Regions from separate parts of the Homo sapiens genome. Here region 2 is linked to region 1. Evidence: read pairs that join two places in POLR2A ChIA-PET (ENCODE). Cell type or tissue: A673. All regions are shown on one strand.

Region 1 (8,000 bases):
GTTTTCCTGATTTCAATGAGCAGTCTGTGTTCTTTTATAACTCACCGAACTCCCTTAAAATAATTATTTCAAATTGTCAGGCAGTTTATAGATTTCTAATTTCGGGGGTTAAGTTACTGAACAATTACTGTGTTCTTTCAGTCATTGATTTTTCATGCTCCTTGAAGTCTCCTGCTGCAGTATTCACAGCTGAGGAAGCAGTCACCTCTTCCAGTTTTTTGTTTGTTTGTTTGTTTTGGTTTTTGTTTGACTGGCTTTGGGAGAAAAAGACTTTCATCAGTCAGACTGCCTGGGTATTCCTGTGGTCTTTCAGGATTTTTCTATGGATGTACCCTCTCCACTCCTTTTGTTACTTTTGGGAGGGGGAAGTCTTAGGATTGTGTGCTTTTTCTCAATTCCACAAAACTAGGCTGAGTGTGGAGAGTTTACCATTTCATTTCCCTAAGGTAGTATCTTGAAGTGGTCAAGGTTAAGCATCTTTTTTCAAGCCAGCATAGTTGGCGCTAGTTGTCTGTGTGTACACCTGCATGGTCTGCAGGGGCGTACTCACAATAGCTATGGTAAAAGGGGAGGGCACACAGAGCAGTGGGGCATGCATGGGTGTGTTGGTGGGAAAGATGCAGGTGATACATCCTACTAGATAAATGGGTAGGCCTCTTGTGAAGTCATAAGGCAGTTAGTAGAAACCATGGCCCTTTGTTGTATTCCATGCCTGGTTGCTGTGAGGCCCCACCCCATTTCCCTGCTCCTACCTGCCCCCAGACTATTCAGCCATGCTGATCCCCTCAGTATTCTGAGTGCAGAGAGAAAGAAGTGGGCCTTTGGGCAGGAAGCTGCATGGCTAGAGAAGCAGACACTCAACTACTCTCTCACTTTCCCCCGTGGATAAATTCATAAATTGAGAGGATCTGTATTGGCAATGAACTGTGCTACCTTCGGGAGGAGTGATGTGGGCAGGGTAAAACTGTTCTTATGCTCTTCAGTGTGCCTACTCACAAATTTGTTTCTTCCAATAGAATGCCAGGACATCTCTGCTTAACTCCTGGGCTCTTCTCCACGGATGGTTGTCAAAATCAGTGTTTCTGTCAGGATACAAAGGTTGAAAATTCTGATTCTGCCATCTTTCTGACATCCTCAAGGCCTTATATGCTGAATCATATGTCATTTTCACAAAGACCTTACGGGGCAAATATTAATATCCACATCCTATGGATGAATATAGTGAGGCTGAAAGCAGTAAGTAATTTGACCAAAGTCACTCACCTAGTAAGTGATGGATGGGATTTGACCCAAAATAAAATATAGGGAAATATAGCTGTTGAGCTTAAGCTCTTAAACACTAGAGTATAAAGATGAGCTAGTAAGCTGTGTAATGGCAAAGTAAGAACCAACAATAAAAGAATATTTTTTTTTTTGAGACGGAGTCTTGCTCTGTCACCCAGGCTGGAATGCAGTGGCCCCATCCTGGCTCACTGCAAGCTCTGCCTCCTGAGTTCATGCCATTCTCCTGCCTCAGCCTCCCGAGTAGCTGTGACTACAGGCGCCCGACACCACGCCCGGCTAATTTTTTGTATTTTTAGTAGAGATGGAGTTTCACCGTGTTAGCCAGGATGGTCTCGATCTCCTGACCTCGTGATCCGCCCACCCCGGCCTCCCAAAGTGCTGGGATTACAGGTGTGAGCCACCACGCCCAGCAAGAACATACTTTTATAAATGCAAATGCTTATGAGAAAATAATAAATTACCTCTAGCTTGTAGATTTTTCATCTTCATATATGGATACTGTCCATATATGAAGTATCCCAAGTGATGATGAATCCCAAGTGATCTCTAATCAAATATACTTAACTGTTTGTAACTGTTTCAGCTAGAATCCACCACTCAAAGAAAAAAAAAATAGAAAACCAGAAAGCATTTAAAGATAGTGACCCCCCACCCAAGGTATTCCAGGGAAGGAAATTGAAATGCCATTTCAATGGAAAAAAATTTGAATTTATAATCTTGAGTATTTCAATCTGTTATTTTGGAGCTTGACTGTATTACAAATTTATTTGCATCTTTTTAAAGGAAAATACTGTCAGAAATTTGATTGCATTTATTTTTACCTACTAAACCTATTTAGAAGAGGCCAATGTTGAAGGATATTTCTTTTCTTTAACTTAAAAACAGATCAAAATAATTTTTCATTCTTTTTCCCAAAAACAAAAAAAGTTTTCAATGCATTTTAATAAAACTCAAACTGTCTCTCTCTGTGCTTTCCCTCAAGTTATCCATTTTTAATTGTCTTCAGTTCTTGGCATTTTGATGCCATGGATAGGAATTGTGGCTCTTTCCAGTCTCCCCCACCCACTTCCTCGTATGTTCACTGAAATAGGCTTAGAAGCCATCTGCATCTCTGTGTGGAGGCACGCTAAATGTCAGTCTTCCCATTGGCTCCACACAGAAGAGGGCTCCAAAAGACCTGCTGGTCTCATGCCCAAACTGCTGTGACCCTTGCCTTGCTGGGTTTTTTTTTTTCTATTAATATTTTAACATGTGGGTTGCATGAGCTTGGGAAGCACTTTTGTCTCAGTAGGGAGTAGAAGACAAGCTCCAGTGCACAGATTTTTTTTTTTTTTCTCGGAGACAGACAGAGAACTGGTACTTAGGATCTGACTAAAGAGCACAGTCTCCACTACCTCTCTTTTTTGTAGGTTAGAGGGAGTAAGTGTTAATGTTAAACTTTAAGAAAGGCAAAGGAGAAAGAAGAGAAAAGTATAGGTTAGTTCAATATTGGATAGAAGAGAAGAATAGAAAAGAGGAAAAGGAGATGGTAAAGAAAAAGGCTAAAATAGAGAAAGCTGAGAAGGAAGGAAACATTAAGAGGAATGAAGAAAGAAAAAAATGTAAGTCCTATGCTTAGCACTGAGGTTGCAATGATAGGTAAATCTACAGTAGGAAGAAACTATTAAGAAGAGAAGATATGGAGGGAGAAAGGGAGAAATGAAGACTTCTCTAATGTCTACTGTGTACCAGCCATGTGGTAAAACTTTGATATCCACTATCTCATTCAGTCTTTACCACATTTGTATAAAGTGCATATAAAGAAAGTTAAGCTCAGAGTAATTTTGAAAGTTACATAAATTTCAAAGCTAATCACAGAATCCAATCTTCACTGGTCTTTACATTATAGAGTAAACCCTTTTTGAGCATCTTCTGAACAGGTGTCATATGCTGTGTCAGTTTTCCAGATGAGTGGTACAGTCTCTGCTTTTCAGAACCTCACAATAAATAAGAACAGACTTTTTTGACAACAAATGGAAGTCTAACCACAGGTCGATATGGCAGGGCTAAGAATCTGGAGAAGTCTATACAATACAAACCCATCTCTGGGTTTTAAGATCCAAATTAGAAGCTCAAGTTTATTCTAGCTTGGCTGGAATGATCCTAAACACTTTAGACTATTGGTGGAAACTCCTTGGATACAGAATTCAGTTTTACAACAGTTGGAGGAGTTTGCCTGAGGCAAATGCTTCCCACCTATAGTAGGATCAGTCTTGAAAAGATCTCAGTCTAGAATATGGTATGTGGAAGAACTGCAAGCACTAGACTTTAAGGATTGTCACGTGCCAGCAGAGAAACAAGTTCAGAATGACTGAATCTAAGGGAATAGGGAAGAATCAGAAGGTAAGCAAGGGTTATAAATTGGGCAAGGGTTTTAGATTTTATTTTCAGGGTGAAAAGAAGCCACAGAGGGTTTTAAGCAAAGGAATTAGTGTAATCTTATTATGTATTACAAGGATGATTTAGGGAGGGGATGAGAAGAGTAAGTGGACAACAAAGGAAGTGAGAGACCAGTTTGTAGATGAATTCAGTCATCTGGGTAATTAAAGATGATGACAAGAACTGGGTAGTAGCAGTGGAGATGAAGAGAAGAGAGTCAGATTCGAAATACATTGCAGCGACATGGTCGATGGGATTATCTGATCTATTCTATGTGGTAGGGAGGGCAGAATAGAGAAATGAGAAATGCCTCCTTTTTCCAGTTTGGGCAGCATATTGGAAAGTGATATATTTACGAAGACCTGGAAAACTGAGTAAAAAAGAATTTTTCATTGTGTTTGTTAAGTGGTATTGCCATACAGAAACAGCAGTTCTCTCTTGGGCTTTTTCGTTTTAGACGCATATTAAATACACAAGTGAAGCAGTCTGTAGATATACAGTCAAGTTTTAATGGAAGAATCAGGGGAAGAGGCACAAATTGGGCAGTCTCCAGCATATCCAAGAAACACAGCATAGAAGGAGAAAGGAAGAGACCAAGATCTAAGCCATTATGTATTCCAACATCTAATAGGCCAACCAAGAAGGAACCAGCTCAAAGGTGAAGAAGGAATGACCAATGAGGTAACAAGAAAACTGTGGGAGGGTGGTATCAAGAAAGACAAGAAAAGAGAGCATTTCCCTAAGAAGGGGATGGTCAGATTATCTAGATACTGCTTAGAAGTCCTGTACAATGAGAACAAGAAGTAGCCATTGAATTCAGCCAGATAGAGGTCGCTGGTGATCTTGAGAAGAGGAGTTTCAGTCGAGTGTTTAGTGTGGAAAACTGTATTGAGTGGTTTGAGCAAGGAAGGAGAAAAGAATTAGATGCAGGAAGACTGCAAAACTGTTGTGAAAGGGAGCAGAAAAATGGGGCAGTTCTTTGAGATGAACCAGGAATCAAGAGAGAATGCTTTTAGGTTAGGGTTTTCTGAGATGAGAATAAATACACAATGGAATTGGGGAACAGAATGGGACAAGAAGCAGCTCAGCAAAGGTGAGATCCCTGGCAAAATCCTGCTAAGAGTAGCTAGCTCCAGACTGAAGCCTTAAGGAAAGTTACTACCAGATTTCCCTTACCTTAAACAGTGAGATCTGGACTCTCACAATCCTGCCTCCTCCCCACTTAGGAAATAAATTCCAGGCACTTCTGGACTTCTGAGAGGACATGCGAAATGAAGTATAGTAAAAGGAAACATGGGGTATCTGAGTCAAACACCATCTAAGAGATTGATCTACTTTCCTGAAAGAGAAATTTTAGTAGAGACTTGACATATTTCTTTCGGGACACTTGTTTTTATTTTGCAGCACAGATTTTCCTTCAGAAGATCTTTACTGAGCACCTACTATGTGCTTGTACTGAATCTGTGCTGCTGTGTTATGTGGTTTGCAGCAAGGGATGGAATTTGGGCCTTTCTACACTAAGTTGTATGGTTCCTTTAATGGGTGTGAGTGTATATACAATCCAAAGATGAAAATGTGCAAATAATGAAGGTCTTTAATCATGCCTTCAATATCCATTTAACAATTACCTATTTCAAACTCAAAGCCTGAGTATTTACCTGAAGTGCAGTTTATAAAAACAAGTGGTTTTCATCCTGCCTCTGACCAGAAATAAAAATTTTACAATTCAAATTCTGATGACAATTTAGTGTTAACATGAGTGAGATAACAGATTCCTCCTCTCCCACTGTTCTGTTAATGGAAGAAGAATGTAGCTAATACCCACAAGTTGCATGAAAAAGACAAGAGTGTCATGTAATCTGATTTCATATACCCCCTGGCTCTAAGTTTTGTGGTTGACAACAAAAAAAAGCTTCTTCAATCTCCAGTGTAGTTCATCCTGTTAGTGTTGAGACGACAGAAATAAGTCACAGAGACACATCACCTGCTTTTGTAAAGCTATGCAAAATCCAAAGATAATACAGAAGATGCATGTAGTCCTAGCAAACATCGACCTGAAATGATTTGAATTTATCCCCATTTCTCTTCTATCCTGAAGGAATTGCTCATTAAAAATTTACTCTGGGCCGGGCACGGTGGCTCATGCCTGTAATCCCAGCACTTTGGGAGGCCGAGGCGGGTGGATCACTTTGAGGTCAGGAGTTTGAGACCAGCCTGGCCAACATGATAAAACCCCGTGCCTACTAAAAATATGAAAATTAGCTGGGCATGGTGGCGCAGGCCTGTAGTCCCAGCTATTCGCGAAGCTGAGGCAGGAGAATCGCTTGAACCCAGGAGGCAGAGGTGGTTGCAGTGAGCCAAGGTTGTGCTGCTGCACTCCAGCCTGGGCGACAGAGTGTGACCCTGTTTCAAATAAAAAAAAAAAAAGAAAGAAAAACAAATTTACTCTGAACAAGATTGTGACACAATTTCTTTCTTTTCTTTTATTTCTTTTTTCTTTTCTTTCTTTCTTTCTCTCTCTCTTTCTTTCTTCTTTAGAGACAGGGTCTTGCCATGTTGCCTAGGCTGGTCTCAAACTCCTGAGTTCAAGTAATCCTACTTTCTCAGCCTCCTGAGTAGCTGGAGCTATAGGCACATGCCATTGCACCCGACTTAAAGATTTTTTATTCTTTATTTTTGGTACCTCCTTCCTTCTTCATAGCCAGGACTACTGATTTGTTCAAAATCTCATTTCCTTGAACAAGCTGTTCAATAGAACAGTGGTAGTAAGCCCCAAAACAGTCCTAGCCTGACTTGAAACCCTTCTCTATAAATATTCCTCTTTTCTAGGGCACTTCAGAGTAAGTATGTTTCCTGAGCATGTGCAGATCTTCTCCCTTGGTCAGTTTCTAAAGACAGGCTCAAGACAACCATATGTGGCTGAGTGTTTCATTGCAAGGAGGTGTGTGGACATCAGTAGGTGAAAGAATGCGTCAATTTCCTAGGTAGTAGAAAAATACGACCCGGCATTGGTCCAAGCTGGGACCTGAAGACTTTATCGCTCAAGCACCATGGAGCTCCCGTAATAACTACTGTGGTGTGCCACCAGATGGCCTCACTTCAGGACTGCAGCACCGATGGCAGGCTGCTCAATGTGTTGGCAACTGCATTAGTTTCCCAGGACTACCCTAACGAAATACCACATATTGAGTGACTTAAATAACAAAAATGTGTTGTCTCACAGCTCTGGAGGATAGAAGTTCAAAATCAGGGTGTCAGCAGGGTTGGCTCCTTCTGAGGGATGGGAGGGCCGAAAATCTGTCACATGCTTTTCTCCTTGGCTTGTAGGTGGCATTCTCCCTTGTCTTCACATCATCCTCCCTCTACAGATGTATGTCTCTGTGTCCATTCTCCCCTTTTTTATTGGATTAGGGGACATCCTAATGACATCTTTATTTGATCACCTGCAAAAGCCTTATTTCCAAGTAAAGTCACATTCACAAGTTTCAGGGGTTAGGATTTCAATATCTTTTTAGGGAACACAATGTAGCCCACAATGGCAACTAAGAGCTCACAGATAAATCTCCTCCCAAGCTTGCCCTCAGCTGAAGAGAGCCACCTCTCCCAAGTCATTCCTTTTCCCTGTGTTAACCCACATCCTAAAACTGGTCACTGAGTGTGATATCAAGGCCTGAACACTCTACCCTGGTTCGGGACAATTCTGCAGGGATATCCCAGCTCCAAAATTTCATATAAGCTGGTACAGACATCTGTCTGGTCCTTCTTCTTTCACCTTCCCCATAGACATTACTGGAAAACATACCCCAATAAAGTTTCTGCAGGCAACTATCCAAATCAGAATCTGCTTCCTGAGTCACACCACTTGTAGTAGCACTTCTCTGAGCTTGCTCTGTGCCAGATACTGAAGACCAAAAACAACAAGACATATCCTAACCTCTGAAGCCTTCCACAATATCAGAAGACATTATTAAGTACAGAAAGAAAGGTTTTCGTCACACATAATCTGCCTTTGAAACCTTTATTTCCTATTGTATGACTTGTTTATCTTACTCCCTCCTCTCCCAAATCTTAACCAATAATCATATCCTCCATCTTCTTTTTGCAAAATCTGCTTCTTGAATGAAAAAATAAAGAGGACAAACTATTGTCAATTAAGCATAACTATGAGCTAGACATTTTGTATATGTGATCTCATTTAATTCTCTCAACAGCTCTATTGCCTTCACATTACAAATGGAGAAACGGAGATTCTATGAGGATCAATAAGGACTCAGCTCATCTGGCTTATAACAGACCCA
Region 2 (8,000 bases), 620 kb after region 1:
GGTTTTAACATATGAATTTTGAAGGGTTACATTCAGACTATAGCATGAAGACTGGAAAGTCCAAGGTCAACATTCCAGCAGGGCTCATTTTGTGGTGTGGGCTCTCTTCCTGGCTTGCAGACAGCTACCTTCTTTTGTGTGTTCACATGGCAGAGAGAGATTGGGATCTCTAGTGTTTCTTTGTCTTTTATAGGGACATGAGTTCTGTCAGATCAGGACTCAATCCTTATGATCTCATTTAACCTTAATAACCACATATGGGCAGTTAGAGCATCAATATATGAATTTTAAGGGGGACACAATTCAATCTATAGAAAGATGAAAAAAGAGAAGAAAATGAATACTAAAAGAATTTGGATAGGATAGCATTGTCCGTGCATTAGAAGAAACACCCATAGGTTAACATGTAATAGCAAGAATAATTTTCTCCTTTCTGATCACATCATACTCTCTTTTTCAGGTGACTGTGACAGATGGTGGTCCCTCTCCAAAACAGTCAACCATTTGGGTGGTGGTTCAGGTTCTAGATGAAAATGACAACAAGCCCCAGTTCCCAGAGAAGGTCTACCAGATCAAGCTGCCAGAACGTGACCGAAAGAAGAGAGGAGAACCGATTTACAGGGCTTTTGCATTTGATAGAGATGAGGGCCCCAACGCAGAAATCTCCTACAGTATTGTGGATGGGAATGATGACGGAAAGTTCTTTATTGACCCTAAAACTGGGATGGTTTCTTCTAGAAAGCAGTTTACAGCAGGCAGTTATGACATCCTAACGGTAAGATCTTCCAAACTCCAGCAGCACAGCAGATGGGGGGAAGTGGTTATGTTCTTATTCAAGTATACTCCTTTGAGCAATAAATCTTTAGAGTAAAAAGTGAAGCCACACAGCTGTGGAAGGGTTCTTTCTGGGAGGCAAGTGCAGGTGAGAACTCTTGCCTGTTTCATTGATATTCTTAAATGACGAGACAATTTCCTTTGGTTGTGTCCTGTCAGCATTTTCCCCCATTCCCAGGCCACAGCCTGTTTCACCACATACTCAACCACTCTTTCTGCAGCCCTAAATCATCCTCAAAGTGCTGAACATAGATGCAAACTAGCGGTAGGGGAACAGCAGGGCAACACATCCTACCCACCACTGAACATATCTCTCAACATGTCCCCGAGACTTCCCATAGAAAACAACTTTTGAAATTATCAACAATGTGATAGAGCATGGATATAGCTGTGTAAATTGTGAGACACAAATCACAATGATGTTTATTCCATAAAAACTGAAAAAACTCAAGTATAAAGTGACTGAATTTTTTATTAAATTAGAAAAGTAAAAACAAGCACGGGCACCATGTCATGTAGAAACTTAAAGCTCCTGTATCTACAGTGCCAGTGTGCTCCCCTGATCCCAACCACTTTAGCCAGGTAGTACCTATTCCAGAAAGGCAGCTGGTATCCTTACGAGCAATGAGCATGGTCCAGGGTCCCAACAAAGTCACGGTGGTTCATGCCTGTAATCCCAGCACTTTGGGAGGCCGAGGCAGGCGGATCACTTGAGGTCAGGAGTTTGAGACCAGCCTGGCCAACATGGTAAAACCCCGTCTCTACCAAAAATATAAAAAATTAGCTGGGCATGGTGGTGTGTGCCTGTAATCCCAGCTGCTCAGGAGGCTGAAGCAGGAGAAACGCTTGAACCCGGGAGGCAGAGGTTGCAGTGAGCCAAGACCACGCCACTGCACTCCAGCCCGGGTGACAGAGCAAGACTCTGTCTCAAAAAAAAAAAAGGCACCATCCACCACTCTTTTCTTTGTCTTTATCCTTCTCTGCTAGGTCTGTCCTTTATTATTTTAAACGATGGCCTGAGTCCCTTGATTTATCCTTTCTCTCCTGTGGTCTAGACGTGGGCTCCTTGCTGTGCTCGGTTATGTGTCCAGAACAGTGGGCAGAGAAAAAAAATATAGTAAAACACCAGCTCTGTATCTACTGTTAGAAGCTCTGATGTGCTGTGTGCCATTGCAGCTATGTGAGACTTGCAGTTTGGGAATCTGAGGACTGGATAGATTCAAGTGGATACTGTTGGTGTCCTGCCCCAATCCCATTCTCAGACTGCAAGTATTGGCTGTCAATGGCTCACAGCTGCCCTGTTCTCCAGAGAATCATCCTTGGATGATTCTTGGTGAAAGAGAGTCTACATTCCCAGCCTCCAGTCTAGCAGCCCACAGCCACTGGCTGACTGACACCCAGATGCAAAAGTCCAATCCCCTTGCCTCAAAGTGGATTCAATTCTGGTGCAATTAATGGTTCAGAGCTCCCCATGGGATCCCTCTGGTCAGCCAGGACCACATCCTGGTTTAACTCCTACCCTGCCCACCCTGATCTCTATTCTCTTTCTCCTGAGAGCACTTCCCCACCAAAAAAAACCATTTGTACTCAAATGCCTGTCTTAGCTCCTGGGGGAACCTGGCTTAAGACATGTATCCTCAAGTTTTCTCACCCCGCAGGGAGTTTCTAGGGCAAAGCAATCATCCATGAACACATAGCATGAGGGTGCTATGCATTGTCACTGTTTCGAAGGGCTATAGCTATCAGTTATGTTCCTATAAATGTTATTTTTTAAATGTAATACTTGAAAGTCCTTTTAAAAATTTATTTTTATTTTTGTTTTGCTTTGGCTTTTGCTTCTTGAAGCTTTTGACCCTCCCATTTGAGTCCAGGGTTCACCTGGACTCTTCACCCTGCCCAGCTGGGGAGGGAGACTTGCTTCCTCAGCCCTTATATCAGCTAATTGTGACCACAGAGGAGAGTCATTAGCCCTGTCTTCCCTTCCACGCTGCCTCCAGGGACTGTGCTATCGAGAGAGTTCTCTGTTACCTTTTTGCAGGTGGCAAAACTGAAGGGCCTCAAGGCAGCTAGCTCCAGGCTGCTCCCTTTCCCAGCCCACTCTATCTTGCTCCTGGGATCCTGTGCTGCTATCAATCACATATAGCAGAAGGGAGGAGCTGCGAAACACAACCACACACTGCAAAACACAACCACACACATACACATGCACACACACACTTCTGCACGTATCATTCACACATATATAAGGTTTCACAATGCACTTTCTTCCCTTTCACATATCACCACCAGAGGTGAGGCTTAGGATCATGCTCTCAGGAATCAAATTAGCTATTTCTATTCATATAACTATTATTCAGGCCCACAAATCACCACAAACTGTAAGTGCAGCATTTGTCTTTCAAGGTCTCAATATCTGTAAAGTTGACTGTGGTCCAGAGAGCCTCTGGCAAACATGGTGCAAGGTCTGCACATGACTGGGTTGTTCCCCTCCATTCCCAAGTCTTTACTCCCCAGACCTCTGCTCCTTTCTTCCCCTTGCTGACACTGTGTTGAAGATGGACTCTTGGCCCAGCAACATGAGTGACAGATCCAAACTCTACAACAATCAGAGGTCTGAGACATCTTTCTCTTCTCTCCCTGTGTGAGTAGATAAAGGCAGTGGACAATGGGCGCCCACAGAAATCCTCCACGGCCCGCCTCCACATTGAATGGATTAAGAAACCACCCCCTTCACCTATACCATTGACCTTCGATGAGCCGTTTTATAACTTCACAGTCATGGAAAGTGATAGAGTGACTGAAATTGTAGGGGTGGTGTCTGTGCAGCCAGCTAACACCCCTCTGTGGTTTGACATAGTTGGTAAGTTCGAGTCTTACAGAGCAGTATCATGCAATGTAATAATTGACTGAAGCAACTAGGAAAAAAAAAAAAAAGAAAGAAAGCAAAAAACTAACAATTAGTGCCAAGATTAAAAGATGTATAGTGCTGGAATGCAAAAGAGCCAGTAAAGTGAATAATCGACCTGTGCTTTCGTTCCAACTCTGTAGCTAAGCTGAACCGAAAGTGCTCTCTGGCTGGATTTTCCATAGTACGTTATTTACTGCAATCTTAATGTCTTTCTGTGTGTCATTTAAATTCTATTGTCACACTTGGCTAATCTCATTTCTAAATGTATTGATGGTACTAGACTTGCTGTCCTTCATTTCTCTCTTTTTCTTCACCTTTTTTCTGCATTCTGTTCTTTTTTTTTTCTGCTCCCGACTGCCCTGCTTCAAGGTGGCAAGCATGCTCGAGAGATGTTCTATATTCTACAGACAGCTTGTGGGCAGAACTGTTCAACAGAAGGTACCCTTAGTGCAAACACATTTGCTAAAATACAGCTATCCAATCTGCCTTTTACGGTTTTTTTTTAAAGCAAATTGAATTACATCTTTCATAACTGCCTGTGACAGGCTGAAGTGCAGCCCACAGATTTCATATATGCCTCTAACAACTATTGCATTACTCGTATCCAATGACTTCTTTGTTTGAGGTTTGATAGGGTTTGGATTTTTTTTGAGGGGGGGGTTGTTTTGACTTTTATTTCTTTGCTTTTGAGGTATGTGGGCTTTTTGTTGTTTTGTTTTTATCTTTTTGTAGGTTGGTTTATTTAACTGGGCCTTTTCCAATGGAAAAAGAAATTAAAATGTATTTCAGCCCCTCTGTTTTGCAGCGGTAGTACCATTCATGCACCAAAAGCCCCATCAGGAGAGTCCCCTGGCTGTCGTCCATAAGAGGAAGGGCAGGAAATGGAACCTAGATATATAGCCAGTCAGCCTCCCCCGCAAGCCGAATAGAGGAAGCAGATGGAAGCATGCAGGATAGACCCTGGGAGCCAACCTTTAAATTCCTTGAAAGAAAGCAAGCAAGCACGCCAGGCTGCAAAAGGAAAGGGCAAAACAGCCCTATGGCCCTTGACAAACCAGCAGGGAGAGGCGCTGGAGAGGAAATGAGTGCCGAGGACCAGGAAACAAAACAGGCTGTTGCTAAAACAGAGGGGAGAGTGTGTGTCGCCCAATCCGACACTGGGTTGAGCTAAAGCTGACTTCCCACGCTTCTCTGTGGGAGGCAGGGGATCCAGGAGAGAGTCGGTCTGGGGGAATCATTTCCTTCCCCATGGCACTGCCTGGATAGGATGGGCAGGAACCTGCCTCTCCCCCCCAGGAATGGCTGTACTTGGGAAAAGCATTTAGAAAGTTCCACAGCGGTTTTAACAAGGCACAGAAAAAGAACGCCCCATGGCCCGCAGTCAAACCTCTATAGAGAGTCCTCTGAACTTCCAAAAAAGCAAAGAGCTGTTTTCTACGTGTTTCATTTGATGAAATGATGGTGGAACATTTTTGTTTTACTTACTTGGTATTAATCATGCCATCGTGTACATGGGCATCCTCACAGCAAGCTTTCACTTCTTTCTTCATTGCTACTCAACATATTTGAAATGAAACTTCTTCTGATCCATGAAAGGGGTCTCCATTTCTTTATCTTCTTAGTAATTTTCAGCTCATTAAGATATTATCTGATGCAGTTTCTTCTTTCTTGGCACCACAAAGGGTTGCACGTAGTCATGGTCTGGTTTTCTGTACAGTCACCTTTAATGATTTCTTCACTTCCACCCCCAGAGTCACAGAAAGTGCAATTCAGTTCTTACACGTGCCCTTAGTGCCAGGTGTCCAGAGACATGTGCAATAGTGATTTTTAGCCGGGCACAGTGGCTCACGCCTGTAATCTCAACACTTGGGGAGGCTGAGGTGGGTGGATCACTTGAGGTCAGAAGTTCGAGACCAACGTGTCCAACATGGCGAAACCCCATCTCTACTAAAAATACAAAAATTAGCTGGGCATGATGGCGGGCGCCTGTAATCCCAGCTACTGGGGAGGCTGAGGCAGGAGAATTGCTTGAACCCGGGAGGTGGAGGTTGCAGTGAGCCAAGATTGCATCACTGTACTCCAGCAGCCTGGGCAACAGAGCAAGACTCTGTCTCAAAAAAAAAAAAAAAAAGCCTAAAGGAGAATGCAGCAGAAACCGAATAGGCAACAGAATGTCTAGTGTGCTGTCCTGAGATTAGATGAGTTGCCCTTTCTCATCAGCCACTGATTTTTCTCCCTCCTCCTTGAACACTCCAGTGTCCAAGCACCTCTACAGCCTGACAGTGTCACATCTCTCCCTGGCATGATCCATGCACTCAACCTGCTGACCCGTAGTACATCCCACCTACCACCCATGTGCCCTGGGATGCCCTCACTTGTACTCTGCTTTTGAAATCCTACTGGCATGCCTTTCTGTAATGGTCAGTCTCACCAGCTGCCTGACCCTAGTTATCCAGGTCAGGCTTGCAACTCTTCATCATTCCTGCATGTGTGTGTGTGACTGTCTGTAGGTAAGCATACCTAGCAGTACTGCATGTAACCTGATTTGCAAGTTTCTCATGTCAGCATGATGAGTGCTGCTGTATGTTTTCATTTGTGCTTATCCTGTCTCCACTCTTAACCCCTATGGTTAAGGCCCATGTGTCCTCATTCCTTCCTCCTGCCAAAACCTCTGTTGCTACCAACCCAGGATGAGTGGAATAAACTATGGTGAATGATGGAGATACCCCAGGCAGCCACTATGCTAACCCTACTGATGCCTCCTGGAACCTACTCAGAGTCAGTGTGACCTTCCACTGTGCTACTGGCCACGGCAACCTACACACTATGCACCTTTGACAAAATAGAAACATCATTGGTCCAAGAAGAGAGAGGCAGTTTACAGATGAGAGCTCTCCCTGGAAGGAGTCCCTTTAAGCTACCTTAAATATAGACCCAGGATCCATCATCAAGAACATGGCATCAGTTTTCATGTTTCTTCATTGGTGTATTTCTAAATGCTATACTTTTCCTAGAGACTGCCTTCAGTTTCAGTGCACTTGTAGGTCTCTGAATGAGGACCTACAGGGTTGTCCCTCTGGTCTGGATGCTTCCATCACAGAGATTTCACTGTAAATCAGGTAACATCTAGCCAAGCTTCTTTTCCAAATTGAACTTACTGGGCCAGATGCCCAAACAGAACATGATTTTATTTCCATCCCCACATCCAGCCAACAACATCTTGAAACACCAAATCTTTATTTCAGCGCAGAAGTAAAATCCTTTTCCCAGGTGCTGGTTACTTCAGTATTGATATGGTCCACGTTCCACCAAATCCTCCTTTTGAAAATCTTTCTAATCCATCAGAGTCATTTTTTCTCAATCTGCTGACAACATCTTTCCCCTTCTTTAAATACCTATTGTTTCCTTTATCATATTCAGATGTTTTAGTCTCGCTCTCAAGATTTCCTGCTTATTTATCTTCAGCCATGGAAACTCTCATCTCTCTGTTCCCTTCCTCCTTACGTAAGCATCTTTTTTGGCCAAGCTAACATACAGAGGAAAGAGGGAACAATGCGCCTCAATGCTTAAGAAACATAGCAGTGAATGCCTGGAATAGGCACTAGGTATGTAATATCAGCATGGATCTGAAATGAGGTCTCAGATATAAGTATGGGCCTTGCCTAGGTAAATACTCTATGACTCTTCCAAGGGAGTGAGAATTTGGCTCCATTAATAGACCCAGTGCTTGCAGACACCTAAAGAGACACTGAGTTACAGAGAAGACATCATCTTGGCATGACACTTACAGCTTACTAATGCTATAACTAATAAATTCTCATTAAGTGAGCAGAAATAGTGTTTCAGCATGCTTTTCCCCTGAGAGTAAAGTCGCCCCATTTCTGCATTTCCAAATCTAGCCAATTCTTGCTTAACTGCATTTCTTTGTCTCCCACCATGATATGAATTCACAAAAGCTGGGTAGCAAGCAAGATTTTGTTCCAAGCCTGGACCCTTGCATCGAGGATCTGTCACACACTTTCTTGTGCCTCCAAGGAGACCACTGCTTACAATATTATGCAGTGAGACTTTTCAGCTTCCAGAAACAGAAGCCCTACTTGTAACTGAGTTAAGAAAGCTGTAATTAAAAGGAAACATAATAAAGTTCAGCTGTTCTGTGTTTAAACAGCCCAACGCACAGCATGTTCCTTCTCTGTGTTAAAAGGGAAAGAAAGTGAAGGGAACACAAATAACCCATAATCCTTTGTGGCTTTATCAC

What was found. ChIA-PET counts read pairs that join two places held together with the same protein. Peaks named below come from ENCODE experiments on the same cell type or tissue, not always from the same donor. Only the 100,000 strongest peaks of a DNase experiment are listed, where the experiment ranks them.
Region 2: POLR2A ChIA-PET joins it to region 1 with 5 read pairs; 2 of 35 experiments call an interaction of 5 or more read pairs at or near these places.

Annotation. Positions count from the first base shown.
Region 1 is chr11:92,145,658-92,153,657 of GRCh38, forward strand. It overlaps LOC105369429 (a long non-coding RNA gene), which reads left to right and starts at 752. Exons shown (of 3, transcript XR_947893.1): 1 at 752-958; 2 at 4,160-4,383; 3 at 7,914-8,000. In A673, a CTCF peak has its summit at 6,778 (motif pointing right); no DNase peak of the experiment used is centred here.
Region 2 is chr11:92,761,396-92,769,395 of GRCh38, forward strand. It overlaps FAT3 (FAT atypical cadherin 3), which reads left to right. Exons shown (of 28, transcript NM_001367949.2): 5 at 461-775; 6 at 3,484-3,694. Among named protein-coding and RNA genes, the nearest start is that of LINC02746, 150 kb to the right of the region's middle. RefSeq lists a silencer at 4,488-4,782. In A673, a CTCF peak has its summit at 4,828; a DNase peak (open chromatin) is centred at 4,766; H3K4me3 peaks cover 1,613 bases; H3K27ac peaks cover 2,498 bases.